2 separate regions of the Homo sapiens genome follow, and region 1 is linked to region 2. A link is an interaction called in ENCODE POLR2A ChIA-PET data of the cell type or tissue named here. Cell type or tissue: B cell. All regions are shown on one strand. Links, peaks and the distances in the headings refer to the core of each region. The heading gives the core; the rest is flanking DNA. Region 1 overlaps OSTN (osteocrin). Region 2 overlaps UTS2B (urotensin 2B).

Region 1 (9,564 bases), core at 919-8,918, 67 kb before region 2:
GGATGTATCATTTAACAGAGAGCAGCTTAAAAGTCATTAAATACTGTTCACACAGTAATACAGCTGAGAGGTTCAAAAACATAAAGTTTCATTTAATCCAACCCCATTTTTTAAAACAATTCAGGAAAATGGAGCTGCAAGAGGAAATTGTCCCAAATTTTATAGACTCTTGGGCAGAGCAAAATCTGGGGTCCGGGTCTTTGGACTTATAGGCCAACATTCTCTTCGTGACCCAAAAGGCCTTCTTGGTGCTAAGTTTTCATTGTTGGATGCTAAATTCATTGGTTATACATTTCTAAGACGAACAGAAATGGTATCTCGCACTTTACAAAAATCTTTGTTTCACTTCTGTGCAGGTTGATGGATTTACTTTTGGAGCAGGTTTATTTGTGGGTTTTCATCTTCCGGGTTTCACTTTAACACTTCCTATTAAAAGTAAAACTGCTATCTAATTATGGAAGTTTTGCTTCATTCGAGGTGAAGTCTGGAACAGCTGCTCTATGATGCCTACTATAGGGGCCAAATGCCCGCTGAGGTTTTGCTAACAGTCACTGACATGAGGCAGATGGATACATACGAGAAAAGTCACACAAATTTATTTAACATTTATACCTGGGAGGCTTAAGGATGAAGACCTCAACTTTCCAGGGGGTATAGATGCTTATATAACATCTTAAGGTTACAGAAAGAATGCAGACTCAGCATGACCACAACCAGGTTTTAATAATAGTTTCAAGACAGGCTATGGGAGAGAGAATGGAAGAGGCTTGGCTAGCAAAGGTGGATTTGTTATGTAGATGAAACCTCATTGGCAGCAGCCCTCAGAGAATTTAGATGGTGAATGTTTATTTTCAGTAGTTTAAAGGTACCAAACTCTCAGCTAATCTTTCCTAGATCTGGACAAGGGAAGGGCTGGTTGCATTAATGCAAATTCTCTACAGATCTACAGATGCAAATTTCCCCCACAGAAGACACATTTTCAGGATCACTTCAGAATATGTTAAAGAAATATATTTTGGAGTAAAATACTTTTTATTTACTTCAATCCCCACTTTGAAACTTAAAAAGCGTTTCACATATTAAAAGCCAAACTAACAGCTTTGGAGAGATTTGGATTAGAGGTTGTTAGATAGAAATAGACAAAAGATGGAAAGACAAATTGGGATAAACAGAAAAAAGTAAATTTAAATATATTATCTCAAGTCTTGTTTAGTCAGTCTCTTAGTCCTGAGAATAGATCAGTTCAGTTAAATAGCTGTGTCCCATTCCAGAAGGTGGCATGGGAGTTGGACTAGGCCTCTATATGTGATGCAGATAAACAGATCTTTAATAAGAAGTATTTCTAAGGAAATAGAAAAAAACAAGGGTTAAACAGAGGTTAAAAACTGTCTAGAGCAGTCTATAGACTAGTTTTTCTAGAGTCTCTGAAGCATCTTCAGAATGCAATGGCAATATGCCAGATTATTCTGAATTGTGTTACAAAATAGGGTTTCAAGTGAACTTTCTGAGAAGTCCGTATCAGCAGGCGTGAAGGTTGTTTACATATAAGTGGCTGTTATTTCTCTCAAAATTTAAATTGTCTAACTTCAGTCTGCCGGGCTTTATGAAAAGCACAGTTTTAATTTCTAGAGATTTCAGGTTAGAAAAAAATGGAAGAAAAAATTAAAAACCTTAGTTTGGAGACTTGTAGCCAAGAAAGAATTCAAGATTCAGTCCAAACTATAGGCAAATAATAAAAACTCAAAAACAATGAATAAGGCTAGAATCTAACAACAGGTGTCTGTATAGTTTTCTTTTGAAAGATAATTTTTCTCTCTCCACTTCCCCATTTCTACCAAAGATAAGTCATAGTCCTTATTTATTTGCAAAATAAGTTTTAGTCATATTATATATTCTACTTGGTCTGATTATTTGCATGAAGTACAGCAAAAATGTGATTGGCCATACAAGGTCTTTTTAAATTGGCTTTACTGAGACTTTCCTTATAAGGAATCTCAGATTAGACTTTCAAAAGCTTCTTGAGGTTAACCAAATCAAAGATTTATTTGTGCTTGTACACACCTGTATGAATTTGGGTGAATTTCTCTCTTCTCAGGGTCCTAAAATAACTTGAGATTCCTGGGCCTGTCAGAAAGTGACATTCTTTAGTTCAGCTGTCCCCAGGCTTTTCGGCGCCGGGGACTGGTTTCCTGGAAGACAATTTTTCCAAGGACCAGGGGGCAGGGGAGGAAATGGTTTTGGGATGAAGCTGTTCCACCTCAGATCATCAAGCATTAGTTAGACTCTCATAAGGAACACACAACCTAGATCCCTTGCATGAACAGTTCACAATAGGATTCGTGCTCTTATGAGAATCTAATGCCACTGTGGATCTGACAGAAGGTGGAGCTCAGGTGGTAATGCTCACTTGCCCACTGCTCACCTCCTGCTGTGTGGCTCAGTTCCTAACAGGCCACAGACATGTGCTGGTCCGCAACCCGGAGGATGGGAATGCTGCTTTACCGCAAGTCAGGAACTTCGTAAAGAAACCACATAGGCAAGGTATCAGGCAAGTCTTTCCAAGAGGCTTTTTATTGGCTCTATAAAGTCAAACTCAATTCCTCAAAGTAGTCTGGACATTTCTAAAAATATACCACTCCACTCAAATCCTTGATGAAATAACCAGTGTCTGCAATTGTGTACTGTTAAAAAACAAAACATATTCTTGCTGAACTTACACAAAACATTATATTCCTAGAAACTAAAAATGCTCACAAATAGTTTCTAAATTCTGAAGAAGGCAGGTAGAAAGAAATATGCTTCAAATTTTGTTCACAAAAGTATGCTTTATCCAATCTGTTGTAAGATATAAATAGCCCTAAAAAAAGTGTTTTAACTCTGAAAAAAAAAACAAAAATAATCAGCAATGTTCAAACAAAAAAAGTCATTAAAATGATTTCGGTTTTCTGTTACTTTTAGCCAATGTAATTAACTCTTCTTCTGCTTGATGTTGCGTTAGCAGTTGCCATGAATGCATCAGCTTTTTAATTAGAGTCCTAAAAATTTTGTGATTTTTACCTAATCAAATTGTATAATCTCCAAAGTTATTAGAAACCTGTACTTAAGAGTACTTACAAAAGTACTTTCCATGAATTTCCAGAAAGAAGCAAACTTTGGATTGTGGCTGATTATAAACCACCTTTTAAGAAGAGTCAGAGTAAAATAATAATTGTCTGTGTATGACAAAAGTCTTAGACTGGCATGGTTAAAGAAAATTGACAAGAAAAATCAGTTATTTCTATAGCATATAACAATTTAACATAATAATTATAATTAAATACTACTGATAACATATGCTAAAACATATCAGAATTTCAGGAACCTCATACAATTTTAGAACACATCTTAATAACACACTTATATAAATATAATGCAAAGTAAAACACATTTCAGACTTGACAATGCTTCCTGTATAATTTGAACATGCCAAATAAGCTGTATATGTTTTTCTTGGACTTCCACGGGCTGTAATATTTAAAAAGGTAGTTGAGGTAAAAAAGACTGAATTTAGCATTTGAATTTTGATTTTGGAAAGTTTATCAAACATCAAAAGTTTAAAATCCTTGATATCACAAAATAAGATCACAGGTCTCTGTAAAATAAGACATTCATTTAGCCAAAATAATAATTCAGAGATTTCAAAAAGCATAGAGAGAAGACTCAGTTTCTTAAACAATCATAAGGTCTAATAAAGACAGCATGAGGCAAACTGAAACTGTCTCTCCCCCTCTCTCCTCCTTTTTTTTTTTTTGCAGCTTAGTCAAACAGCAAATAAAATTTTTTACTACCTCTTATTAATACTATATTAAAAGATTATTCAAAAGAGAAAACCAAATTTTACCTTTGTATTCATGTATTATTAATGCTAAAGCTAATTTTAATAAGTTTATAAACAAATCCATACAATTTCAGTTTTATAACCTCTTACAATTTTTAAAATTTCTTCAATTTAAAACAATCCTTAAAACCTCTAAACTAGACAAAATTACTTTCACTTTAACAAAAACCAAGGTTGGGTGTTGTGGCTCAAGCCTGTAATCCTAGCACTTTTGGAGGCCAAGGCAAGAGGACCACTTTGAGCCCAGAAATTTGAAACGAGCCTTGGCAACAAAGGGGCACCCCATCTGTACAAAAAAGTTTTTTTAAATTAGTCAAGCATTGTGGTGCAAGCCTGTAGTCCCAGCTACTTGGGAGGCTGAGTTGGAAGGATCACTTGATCCTGAGAGGTCAAGGCTGCAACGAGCCATGATCACACCACTGCACTCCAGCCTGGGTGACAGAGCAAAACCCTCTCTCAAAAAAAAAAAAAAAAAAAAAAAAGACCATAGACACACAAATTTACATGCCTTTTTATAATCCTTCTTACCAAAAACATACTCTACTTCCTTACACACTTTGCATATTTTTTCTCTTATATCTAGTAGTTTTGACTACATATAGTTATTATAGTGTTAATAATTAGTAACTTTTATTTTAGTAAAAAATCTAGGAAGTAGGTAATTTTAATTACATATCAGATGCAGAGCCCAGGACAAAAGACAATGCCTGGAGAATCTAATTTCTCACAGCATCTCCCAGCAGGGGAGGCATAACTGGGATAGGAGAGAATCTAATCTCCCAGCAGGGGAGGCATAACTGGGATAGGAAAGATGGACCAGGTGTTATCCCCCACCCTCATCATGGGCATCTGTCTAGACCTCTGAATCGAAAGGCTGTAATCAAGATACACAGACTCGGAAACAAATTAATCAAGTATCAAAAATATCAAGCAACAATTTTTTGGCCATAAACCTGCCTGATCAATAGACTCAGACAAAAATGTCTACATTAAAATTTTGAAGACATTTTAATATTATTTTACCAATAATTTTAAAACTATCTTTATTTCTCAAAGATTGCTAAAATCACATGAACTTGAAAAGCATTTGGTCTTAATTTATGAGTACTCATTTATTTTTAAATTAATGTGGTACCATGTGTAGACAATATTAAACATGTATAGCTATAAATACATATATACATATACATGTATGTATAGAGAGACACAAGGTATAGCATACACATCTGCACATGAAGACTTTATTGTTTTGATTTTAGAATTTTAGCCATAAGACAGGTAAAACTCACTAGTCTAAAAAGACAGATTGAAACTATGCCTTTGTAAATGGAAAAATTTAAGGCTTATCTGGAGTACCCCTTCTGAGTTTCAGAGAAAACAGGTAGCAAATTTATATCTCAAAGCACAGAGAGAATTTGATTTTTCAAGAAGCTTGAGTAGTCAAAGGAAGATTAAAAATGAATGCCAAGATTCCTTAGGAATTAACCGTAAGATTGCATAAGGAGAGCAATCTCATTTAGATAGGTAGCTTTTAATTCAGTCTGTGTTTTTCAAGTGGACCACTGAGGTCAGGACAGAACTCATTAAGGAACAAGGCTAACAAAGTATTTTTAGTTTATAGGGCCTAATAATTTAAATATGAAAAAAGTGGATGCAGTTAAAAGGCAAAGCATTTAGATGTTTAAAAAGCAAGGGTTTCTGAGAGTTGAACAATGAGAACACATGGACACAGGGAGGGGAACATCACATACCAGGGCCTGTCGGGGCGTAGGAGGCAAGGGGAGGGATAGCATTAAGAGAAACACCAAATGCACGCGGGGTTTAAAACCTAGATGACGGGTTGATGGGTGCAGCAAATCACCAGGGCACATGTATAGCTATGTAACAAGCCTGCACGTTCTGCACATGTATTCCAGGACTTAAAGTATAATTAAAAAAAAAAAAAAATCAAGGCTTTCACTGAATCCCAGGTACCCCCAAAAGAGGAAAGCACCATGGAAACCAGGCCACACACTTTGGTCACTTTGCCGCAAATACATTTTTCTGGGTGTTTAAACCGCACCGTTGTTCATCTAATGTGCAAATGAGTAGCCCCCTGTAGTAACAAGCATTTATTGGAAACAACTATAGTTGGCCATGTCTAACACTGTTACTCTTGCCTAGCCATTACATACACTAAGGTCAAGTCTCTCATAATACCAAATAATTTCTGGTCAAAAGCCAAAGTGATCAGGTAACACAATACAAAAGAGAGCAGAGTTTTAGACCTCACAGGAGGTTGCCTACGACGCTTAAAACTGCAAGGAAAGAAGACTCCCAGAAAGGAGTAAGAGTACTCTGAGTTACCTTCTTCTGAGTCCCTTAAGGAGTGTGAGCTGTTAGAAGTCTTTTCTAGACCTTTTCCTGTGGTACCAAAAATGGCAAAGAGGAAGGAGAAGCAGGGAGAAGTGAAAGTAAACGGGAAAACAATCTGTTTTTTTTTTTTGAGACAGACTCTTGCTTTGTCGCCCAGACTGGAATGCAGTAGCACCGTCTCAGCTCACTGCAACCTCCGCCTCCCAGATCCAAGAAATTCTTCTGCCTCAGCCTCCCGAGTAGCCAGGAGCTACGCCCCCTGGCTACTTTTTGTAGCCCCCAGCTAATTTTTGTATTTTTAGTAGAGACAGGGTTTCACCATATTGACCAGGCTGGCCTCGAACTCGTGACATCATGATCCACCCGCCTTGGCCTCCCGAAGTGCTGGGATTACAGGCGTGAGCCACCTTGCCTGGATTTTTTTTTTTAACCAAAATACACTCCCTGGTAAAATTAATAAGCCTTAACCAAGGTTCTGACTTAACCAAGGATGTATGAGGTGTCTCCAAAGAAATAAATGACCACCTCCAAAAAGTCAAAAGTCACACAGATGTCAAACCAACAGGGCCCCCTGACTGGGTATCAAAGCCAGGCGTTGATGCTGAAAGCATGGACTTTTAACTATTAGACCACAAGGCAGGATGGCTTTTATTGTTATTCCCTCAGGCAATCTCTTACAAAGGATTTTAAATGTTTTAGGTCAAATTTTTGCCCTTTAATTTAGTCAAGAGAATTTTGAAAGCTAGCTATGACCCTATTATGTATCCTTCTTTTTTTTTTTTTTTTTTCTTGAGACAGAGTCTCACTCTGTCACCAGGCTGGAGCGCAGTGGTACAATCTCGACTTACTGCAACCTCCACCTCCCCGGTTCAAGTGATTCTCCTGCCTCAGCCTCCGGGGTAGCTGGGACTACAGGCACACACCATGCCCGGCTAACTTTTGTATTTTTAGTAGAGATGGGGTTTCACCATGTAGGCCAGGATGGTCTCGATCTCTTGACCTCATGATCCGCCACCTCACCCTCCCAAAGTGCTGGGATTACAGGGGAGAGCCACAGTGCCCAGCCTGTGTATCCTTTTAATTTAATCTTCGCATCAATTGTTTGGTGTAAGATATCTCTAATTTTTTTTTTTTAATTTAGGAATTTTAGTCTAACTTAAAGGATCCGTCTTCTGGCCACCGACAATTAGGGTTTCCAGTGGTGTACTTATTCCAGTAACAACTCAATCCAAAAGCCTCTTCCTGTAAAGCCAGAATGTAATTTTAGGGCATAGACAAAAACAATGCCAAAGATTCCCCCACCAAAAATCTCACTCCCGGAAACAGGCTAAGAGAGCAAAAGACTCTTGTTGCCACAGATATTAAGGAACCCACAAATTTCTGAGGGGGGTGCCAGTCACAGTTGTGAGGGGGGTGCCAGTAATCTGTGACACCAGGTGTCCCCTCCTGGGATTGGACTTTCCCGGCATTAACCAGGCAACAACGGCTGAGAAAACAAAAGCTCCTTATGGACAGGACTTCTTATGACAAACCCCCGCCCCCGAGCTTGGGAGATTAGTAACAAAAAAAGTCTTGGGTTCCCAGGCATTTTTAGGATGGCCACCTGATGTGATCCAACAACCATGCCCTTCGGGTGATGGAGACCAGGAAAGACTGCTCCCACTTAGTCAGATGTCAAGCTCTCCAGGACATAAAACTGAACAAGAGGGAACTTTATTTGGTATCCCTCTTTATGAACAACACAGAAAGACAGAGACAAAGAAAAAGACTGTTTCTGGGAGGAAAGAGATCAAACAATATGAATATTCATACACAAAGTACCAAAAAGTACACCAGAGATACTATACCCCAAGTTAAGTCACATAAATCTTTGTCTCGCATTAATCAAAATTGTGCAGAGGAAAGAGTGATTTTTACCATTCACCTGATCAGATTACAGAGAGAGAGAGATAGAGGCCAGGAGCTTTTCTGGTAAGAAATTCTTACTCTTTTTGCCAGCAGATTAGGTCTTGGGTTCTCGTAACTGTGACTTCCAGCGGGGTGAAATTTTAATCTCGCTGCTCACTGCACCCAACTGAAGGTGCCAAGGGCTAACTTTAACCTTTGCCCCTCTGAAGGTTTGCCGAAAATCACTGACATGCGGCAGATGTAAGATTAAAAGGAGAAGAGGATACAAATTTATTTAATGTGTATACAGGGGAGCCTTCAGAATGAAGGACCCAATCTACTAATGGTGTTCAAAAAATTGTATATTATCTTGAGGTTACAGAAAGAATGCAGGCTCAGAGCATGGCCAAAAACAGGTTTTAGTGACAAGAGAGGTTATGGGAGAGAGAAAGAGGCTTGGCTAGCAAAGGTAGTCTTGTTATGTAGATAAAACCCAGCAGCCCTCAGAGAGAATAGATGGCAAATGTTTCTTTTCAGACCTCTGAAAGCATTAGACTCTCAGTTAATCTTCCCTAGATCTAGACAAGAGGAGGGCTGGCTGCATGAATGCAAATCCCCCCACAAAAAAACAGCTTTATGGAGCCACTTCAAAATATGTCAAGGAAGTATATTTTGGGTAAAATATTTTGATTTCCATCACTAGTTACCAGACCAAACACTAATTTCTTCCCTGATACGTATTTTTGAAAGGACGATAATTTGCTATTTATGCAATGGCTTTCTGAAATCATTAATATATTGTACCAAAGTTTTGAGTTTTTAGTAGGCTTTAGCTCTAAGCAACTCAAATTCAAAGAAGTATTTTGTCTAAATGTTCCTAGCTTTTCTAGATGAAATTAGCAAGTTCTAGGTCTGTGCCATTGAAATCAGAATGTCAACCTGATAAAATTAGAAATGTGACTATTGGCCGGGTGCGGTGGCTCATGCCTGTAATCCCAGCACTTTGGGAGACCGAGGCGGGTGGATCACCTGAGGTCAGGAGTTTGAGACCCGCCCGGCGAACATGGTGAAACCTCATCTCTACTAAAAATACAAAAATTTAGCCTGGCATGGTAGCATGGGCCTATAATCCCAGCTACTCGGGAGACTGAGACAGGAGAATCGCTTGAACCCGGAAGGCGGAGGCTGCAGTGAGCTGAGGTCGCGCACCATTGCACTCCAGCCTGGGCAAACTCCATCTCAAAAAAGAAAAAAGAAAAGAAACGTGACCATTAATTGTGCTACCACTTGCTGGCACATCCATTGAGACTTTTCTTCCACTAATGTGAGACACATGTTGCTGAATTATACTGAAAATTTTTATTTTAGATTTATATTGACATATATTGACATACCATCATTCAAATAAATTAATATAACTCAAATACAGCAGAAATCTTGTTTAA
Region 2 (8,671 bases), core at 672-8,671:
GTATAAGTCACTCTGGCTTCTGTGTCAGTAAACTCCAGGGGAATAAGAGCAGAACCAAGAAACTGCGAAGGAGGCTACGGCCAAAACCCAAGTGAGAGATGATGAGGGTTTAGACCACGGTAGCAGCAGTCAGGAGATGAGATGTGGAATTTTTGTTGTATTTTAAAGCTTGAGTTGACTGAATCTGCTGAAGGATAAATGCAGGGTGTGAAAGAAAGACAGTAAAGAATAAATGACTGTAAAGTTTTTGATGTGACAACTGTGTAAGTACAGAGGTGAAGTAAATTGAAGAAATTATGACATCAGTTTTGATTATTCCTGAATAAGTGCTAATTAAATATTCAACTTAGTATGAAAAAGTAGTCAGTCAGTGCTGTGGTTTGAATGTGTCTCTCCAGAATACAGGTATCACCAACTGATAGTATTAAGAGGCAGGGCCTATAAGAGATGATTAGGTCTAAAGGGCTTCTCCCTGATTAATGGGATTAAGACTTACAAAATAAGCTTCATGCGACATTATTCCTCAATAAATCCTCCAGAGTAAGAATAGTTAGGAAGTAGAAGAAGTTTGAGAACTGGAGTATTGTCTGAATCAGAAACACTGTAGCATTTAAATGTTTGGAAAATGGGGGCAGAAACACTAAAGACTATGATAAGAAATGATGTAAGTGTGTGTGGGGAGGGGTGGGAGTGGTTAGTTTTTATGTACAGTACAGTGGCAGTCAGTTGCCTAGCTAGGAATTCAAACTGCAGGTATTGCAACCCAGATGATTATCAGAAGGCTATACTCTAAAGGAAGTTTTAGTAAGACCTTTTAACTATTTTTAAAATCTTAGATTAATAATAGGAACTCTAAAGCATCATTTAATGAATGCAAGAAATAGGTTTTCACTAGTAAAATTGTGGGTACTCAAAATATGTGGAGATATATGAATTGCCTGAAATATTTTAACACTCTTATTTGGACAAGGTTTATGCGCCAAAGGAGCTTTTCAGCCTTTACTTTTCGCAATGATTCCCAAGGCATGATTCCAAAATAATGTCTGTGTTTGCACAAATCTTTTATAGACTGTGTAGTCAGAACCCATAGAGGATAGGAAATTGGGACTCCAACATGTTTTCAAAACTGTCTTTATGACTTCTTTGTATCTATCTGCTAATAAATGTGTATGTGTACATACAAATATGTGTATATATGATATATAAAAATATATGTGACTAGGGCCAGGTGCGGTGGCTCATGCCTGTCATCCCTGCACTTTGGGAGGCCAAGGTGGGCAGATCACCTGAGGTCAAGAGTTGAAGACCAGCCTGGCCAACATGGTGAAACCCCTCCTCTACTAAAAATACAAAAATTAGCCAGGCGTGGTGGCGGGTGCCTGTAATCCCAGCTATTCGGGAGGCTGAGGCAGGAGAATTGCTTGAATCTGGGAGGCGGAGGTTGCAGTGAGCTAAGATTGCGCCATTGCACTCCAGCCTGGGTGACAAGAGAAAAACTCCATCGGAAAAATATATATACATATATATGTGTGTGTGTGTGTGTGACTATATGTATATGTACATAACATTCATTATGTATAATATATGAACATTCATATATAATGTATGAATTTGGTGTCAGATGTACTTTTTTTGTAACCTGGTAGAAACATTTTAGGTAGAGTTGCTAGCCCATAACTATTTCCAATAATTGGCAGATAACACTATCCAAAAGAAACTCAAGTGTTGAGCATTCATTGACTTAGGTCACTTTTCCACAATGTGGTCAGTGATTTAGAGTTGTCTTGGGAGATAAGAAAAACACAAAATGAAATAAAATAACAAACCAAAAGCAAAACAATGTTTCAAACATGAAAGTAGACCTATCTTGGTTAAATGGTGAACAATTAGCCAATAAAAGGAGAATGAGATTGATCTCCGTGTTAGCAACATGGAAGTCACTGCTAATGTTAATAAGAACAGTTTGTTTTTGGAGTGGTGTAGGCAAATGTATGATTAGTATAGATTCAAGAAAGAATGAGAGAGTAGGAAGTACAGACCATAAGAATAGACAAATATTCCAAAGAGGTTTGCTGTAAATAGGAGCAGAAAACTATAATAGCTGAAGGGGACTGGAGATATGACAAATGTTTGTTAAGGTGGAGGAATTACAGCAAGTTTTAGAGGAAAAAATAATGATGCAGTAGAGAGAGAAAATTTTGGGAGTAATATCTTTGAGAAAATGAAGAAATGGGGTCTCATCAGGGCTGATGTTTAGCAGACATGCACAACCAAAGCAATAATGACTGCTAAGATACTAACATACTTTCAGGACAGTTTGTAAATAATTGCTCTTCTGAGCCCCTTGAGTGCTCCCACCTCCAACCTCCTTTCCCTTGGAACTTCTTGGACCTGCCCACCATCCAGAAACTAAAAGGTAACAATTGGAACAGAAGAAAGCCCCACAGACTGCTTTGGTGCTATGTTTGTGCTTCTGCCATTCTGGTTGTTAAATGCTTTGACTATCACTCAACTATCCAGAGTCCAAATGAAGATGTCAGTCTTAGGAGAAGTTGATGGGTTGATAGATTTGGAAAGGGTATGATGTTCAGGTTCTCTTTTCAGTGCTGTTATTTTATTTTATTTTATTTATTTATTTATTTTTGAGACAGACTCTCGCTGTCGCCCAGGCTAGAGTGCAGTGGAGTGCAGAGTTTTGCTCTGTTGCCCAGGCTAGAGATCTGGGCTCACTGCTATTTCTGCCTCCTGGGTTCAAACAATTCTCAGCCTCCTGAATAACTAGGGCTACAGGCATGGACACCATGCCCAGCTAATTCTTGTATTTTTAGTAGAGACAAGGTTTCACTATGTTGGCCAGGCTAGTTTCGAACTTCTGACCTCAGGTGGTTCGCCCACCTGGACCTCCCAAAGTGCTGGGATTAGAGGCATGAGCTATCGCGCCTGACCTCAGTGCTTTTATTTTCTCGCAAATCTAAGACACTAAGAGTAAAAAGAGGCTAGGGACCTTGTAGGTATAAGGGAAGAAGGTGTGCTATCAGTGTGTTTTGGAATAGGAAGTTAATTGATCAGGGCAATATGTAGAGTTTATAGTAGATTAGCCATGTCTTGGCATCTTGCTATGGAAGTAGAAAAGAGGAAGACAGAGACAAGGGAATTGAGGGTATTGAGTAGGGCGTGATTATCAAAATGAGCTGTCAAATTTAAGCCAGTTAAGAAGAAAATGGGTATAGGGTCAAGTGAGAGGCAGTACCAGGGTGGCAGGGCAAACAGATTATAGGTTCTTGTATAATTGAAGAATTGTTGAATGTGGGGTACCTCTAGGAGTGAGTTGGAGAGAGAGAAGTGGTACTTGGAAGACATTTGAAATTGACAAAGAATGAGTTTTTAGTAATGGCAAATTCCAGTGAAATACCCTGAGAGGAGTTGGCGGAGATGGTGCGATGGCTTGAATGTTGTGCCTTCCAAAACTCACGTTGAAATTTAGTCAGCAGCATGGCAGTATGAAGAGATGGAGACTTTAAGAGGTGATTGGGTCATGAGAGCTCTGCCCTTATGAATGCATTAATCCATTGCTGAATCACTAATGGGTTCTCATTGGAGTGGGACTGGAGGCTTTACAAGAAGAAGAGAGACCTTAGCTAGATCATTTAGCCTCTTCACCATGTGATGCTCTGTGTCACCTTGGGTCTCTGTAGAGATTCTCCACCAGCAAGAAGGCTCTTACCAGATGGGACTCCTTCAATTGGAGGCATTCATAAGTGTAACAAACACATTCATTTTCTTTATAAATTACCAGTTTCAGATATTCTGTTATAAGCAACTGAAAATAGAGTAAGACAGATGGGATAGGGTGATATGGCTTGGCGATGTTCCCACCCAAATCTCATCTTAAATTGTAGCTCCCATAATTCCCACATGTGGTGGGAGGGACCTGGTGGGAGATAATTGAATTATGGAGGCGGATCTTTCCCATGCTATTCTCCTGACAGTGAATAAGTGTCATGAAATCTGATGGTTTTATAAAGGAGAAGTTTCCCCTACACAAGCTCTCTTGCCTGCCACCATATAAGATGTCACTTTGCTCCTCATTTGCCTTCTGCCATGATTGTGAGGCCTCCCCAGCCATGTGGCGTCCATTAAACCTCTTTCCTTATAAATTACCTGGTCTTGGGTGATGTCTTTATTAGCAGCGTGAGAATAGGCTAATACAATGGGGTATAAGCTCATCAGAATAAGGAAGTCAAGGCCCGGCGTGGTGGCTCATGCCTGTAATCACAGCACTTTGGGAGGCTGAGGCAGGTAGATCACTCGAGATTAGGAGTTCAAGACCAGCCTGGCCAACATGGTGAAACCTCCTCTCTACTAAATATGCAAAAAATTTGCTGGGCGTGGTGGTACACTCTTGTAATCCCAGCTACTTGGGAGGCTGAGGCATGAGAATCGCTTGAACCTGGGAGTTGGAGGTTGCAGTGAACCGAGATTGTGCCACTGCACTCCAGCCTCAGTGACACAGTGAGACTCCATCTCAGGAAAAAAAAATAATATTAATAAGGAAGTCAAGGAAAGAGAGATCAGGTTACCAGAAGGAATGACTCTGTATGTTTATGTATACACTGAAATCATCAAGTGTTCTGTGATGACAGAGAGTGAGAAAAAAAGGTCTCATCTGTAAGGAGTAAGAAGTTACCCAGAAGTGTACAGATAATTGCAATAAGGGTATGTAGTAGGTGACAGAATTTGAGGATATGAGCTTTAAAGAAGTTGAAAATATTTAAAAATAGGAAAGACATATGTTCTAAAAAAGGCAATAAGATAAAAACCATGGCACCTCCAGGTCCAATGGGGTCTAGGGTATGTTAGAAGAAACAGCCTCTAATTTAGAGGGCTCTTGGAAGAGCAATGTCCCCAGGTGACCCCTGAGTTCCAGTAGGAAAAGAAGGGAAAGGGAATAGTTACAAAGGAGATATGGGGAATTTTGTGAGTAACTGATAGTGAATTCCATAGGGTGAGGGGACTTGAGCAACTGAGGAAAGTTGAGAGCATGAATAGGGTTGGGGAACTTACATATGTTATGAGAGTCCAGACAAAAATGCTTCAAGGCCTGGAGTAAAGAGGCCTAAACTGTACGGTTGGATTATTGTCCTAATAGTCTCTACTATGGGCTGAATTATCTGTCCCTAAGATTCACATGTTGAAGCCCTAGCCTCCAGTAATTCAGAGGGACTGCACTGCAGACAGGGTCTTTAAGGAAGACATTTGGGTTAGCCCTAATCCAATCTGCAAACTAAAAAGAGGGATTTCAGAAGAAACCAAATGTTCTGACACCTTGCTCTTGGACTTCTAGCCTCCAGAACTGTGAAAAACATATATAATAATTTCTGTTATTTAAGCCATTCAGTCTGTGGTATTTTGTTATGGCAACCTTAGAATATTCATACAGTCTTCTTGGTGAAAGTGAATAACAGTTCTAATTGCATCCTCATTTTTGGAACTGTTCTCTTAGGTATATTATGCTGATGAGCTAGGAAGCACTGGGGGCCAAGGAGACAGATAATTCTTTCCAGAAGTATAGTTCTGTGGGTCCCCTTTCCTGTTTTGCCAAGGTCCAGTGTAATTTATTCATTTGCCTATATTGTTTTTTTAACTTACTTTTAATTTGTGATTCTTACTGATAATAAAATTGGATAACTATATTTATTTATTTATGCAACAAATATTTATTGAGTGCCTATTATGTGCCAAGCACTTTTCTAGATACGCGGATATTAGGGAATCAAACAGATAAACCCCTGCCCTCACAGAGCTTACCTTCTAGTAAGGTAAGCTCTAACTGGGGGATGCTTTTGTGGAATTTGGTAGTTTTCAAACTGGAGTTTTCATTTCTTATGACCAAAGTCTCCCTACTCCAATCCAAGCATTTTATTGTTACCAAATTCACTTTATAAAAGTAGAAAATGTATCATGTAATATCCACCTAGAAAAAAAAATCAATTGATGCCTCCATATTGCCTTATAAATAAAATCCTTATTTCTCTCTATGGCATTCAAGTTGTGATTTGATGCTGAATTACTTGTTTGGCATCTGCCCCAAATTAGGGATCTGTATCCATCCTGAGAAGCCTTATGCTTTCTCTTTTATTGCAAAATGGACATTTCAGGACACCAAAAGATGTAAACTTGTTACAGAAATTCACCATATGTTCATTCCCTATAAATACTCAAAAGATACTAGCTCTTCCCCGTGTTACTGTCAGTCCTTTGCTAGAAGTTGCCTACTCTGTAATGCTGAGCTCTAATTGTTTGCTCAGCTTGGGGACCTATACAGAACAGGTGTGGAGTAGGAGAAGGAAAGCCCAACTATGGGGTGGATTTCCAGGTCATCTGCTCTAGTACCTGAAAAGGGCTCCTGGTTTTCATTACTTTTTCTGCTGAAAGCAGCCGATTCTCTAAACAATAGTTGTGGCTATTATATATGTTTCCATTTCTTCTCTAGGCCAGAAATGTGGATATTTTTATGCATATCTTACTGTAAGCACATCATATTTTAAGCATATCTTACTTTTGGCATATCTTACTGTAACAGTCACAGTCTAGGTAGGAAACAGGAGGTGCACTGTAAGTGATTTTACTGAAAAGAATGTAATGAAGAGACAATTTCAGAGGTATTAACTGGGTTAAGAGAACTAGGGGAGGCCGGGCGTGGTGGCTCGTGCCTGTAATCCCAGCACTTTGGGAGGCCGAGGTGGGCGGATCACTTGAGGCCAGGAGTTCCAGACCAGCCTGGCCAACATGCCAAAACCCTGCCTCTACTAAAAATACAAAAGATTAGCCAGGCGTTGTGGTGCACACCTGTAATCCCAGCTACTCGGGAGGCTGAGGCACGAGAATCACTGGAACCTGGGAGGCAGAAGTTGCAGTGAGCCAAAAGGAACTAGGGGAAGCCATCACACTCTAGGCCTGAAGGGACACTGGAAACAAATTGTTTTATTAGAGACCCATGAGAGCTGAGGCCATGGAAAAGAGGCCTCTACACAGGCCCTGTAGTCATAGAGGGACAGGACTGTGGCCAAAATTTTGGGTTAAAGGAAAGAAGAATACTCTGATATTTCTCTCCTCCCTTCTTTTGATTTTCTGCCAGTGCTTCCCATTGGTCAATCACAACAGGAAGCCACAGGTCAAAGGGGCCTAGTGATTTATCTGTAGGCATCCAAAGGCACGGCTTGGTAGAGAAGTAGAAACGATAGATTTGGGGAGGGAAACAGAAAATACTGCTGTTATAAATATTCTCTAGACCACAGGAAGTTAAAAAAAATTACTAGATTACAGGACAATTAAAAAATTCCCATAAATCTACCTTTCTAATACCACTTCCTTCTTATTCCCACATTTAACCTGCTGAGTGTTATCTCTGCCTAGCACTGGGGTGGGTAAACTTTTCCTGTAAAGCATATTTTAGACTTTGAGGCTTAAGAGGCAAGGTCGAAAATATTATGTCCTATTTATGTAGTGATTTGAAATGTAATTATTTGAACATATAAAAAACAGTCATTCAAATTCAGTGGCGTAGATTTGGCCTGTGGGCTATACTTTGCTACCCTCTGGCCTTGAAAGTCTTCTAAATTTTTGCTAGCCTAAAATCCACCTACTTTTCAATGTCAAGTTCAAATAAAACCTCCCCTACGTGGCCTCTCATACTGGGACTCTGAGCTGTGAGTGACAGAAAATCAACTATTACTAGCTTAAGCAAAACTGAGGATAAGTTGAGAGTTTGCGGGTTGTAGATCCCAGAATCCAGGAGTTGCTGAAATGCCAGCTGCTCTGGGGATATCCTGCTTTGCTACTGTGGTAACATCAGAACATGCCCTCTTCATCTCCCTTTCTCTTCTCTTTGCTTCTGTCTTCAGTTTGGCCTCATCATCTCCTAGAGGCAGATCTTTTCCACAAGAAACAGAATATGTAACTCTTTATGTACCCAGGAAAGTATTCTGTTTGACCTGTCTTGGTCACCCAGCCACCCTTCGATGAACCCATGTCGGTGGAGGAAGGGGGAAGAGTGATGGGGTAGTCTCGAGGTTCAGACATGGCACACGTTTGGGAGAGAAGCTCACCTCTGAGGAGTGGGGAAAGAGGCAGTTTCCCAAAAGGAGGATGCATTCTGTTGCCAGGAGATGAAACAGGAGAGGTTGTCTATTTTAGAGAGATAGAAATGTCACAATTACAATCCAATGTGTGCAGCGCTATAACAGAGATAAGTCTGACGCCTCGTTATCACCCACAGTACCTAACATCACACTTGGTAGACACATTCATGCGATTTTGATGAATGAATGACTCAGTTCTCCCAGCTGATTGTGTACACACTCTACTCCAAACTGGCCCAGAATTTTATCAGCTGCTCTTCATTCTGTACGTTGTATTTGGGGTTTTTATGGCCATCTACCATCTCTCCTCTAATTCCGGGTGCAAAAAGAGTGTATGAGAGAGAGGCAAGCATGCAGTAAACATCCTGTGTTAATCTCAATCCCAGAACCAGACCACAGAATGCTGACTACACCGCTCACGGGAAAGACTATGTTTTAGGTGACCCGTGTGGCCTTTTTGTTGAGGCCTTTAGGATACAAGGCCCCCACCTAAAGACGCGACCCTCCCGTAGGAGGGGGGCAGGGCCCGG

Evidence for each region. Peaks named below come from ENCODE experiments on the same cell type or tissue, not always from the same donor. Only the 100,000 strongest peaks of a DNase experiment are listed, where the experiment ranks them.
Region 1: POLR2A ChIA-PET joins it to region 2 with 13 read pairs; 7 of 35 experiments call an interaction of 5 or more read pairs at or near these places.

What each region holds. Positions count from the first base shown.
Region 1 is chr3:191,252,851-191,262,414 of GRCh38, forward strand. All of the region lies in intron 4 of OSTN (osteocrin), which reads left to right. Among named protein-coding and RNA genes, the nearest start is that of OSTN-AS1, 23 kb to the left of the region's middle. In B cell, for the core only: no CTCF peak of the experiment used is centred there; a DNase peak (open chromatin) is centred at 6,221; H3K4me3 peaks cover 2,689 bases; H3K27ac peaks cover 6,774 bases.
Region 2 is chr3:191,320,523-191,329,193 of GRCh38, forward strand. UTS2B (urotensin 2B) reads right to left here. Exons shown (of 9, transcript NM_198152.5): 2 at 8,109-8,187. Among named protein-coding and RNA genes, the nearest start is that of CCDC50, 4.5 kb to the right of the region's middle. RefSeq lists an enhancer at 8,439-8,671 and a silencer at 8,568-8,647. In B cell, for the core only: no CTCF peak of the experiment used is centred there; no DNase peak of the experiment used is centred there; H3K4me3 peaks cover 406 bases; H3K27ac peaks cover 1,651 bases.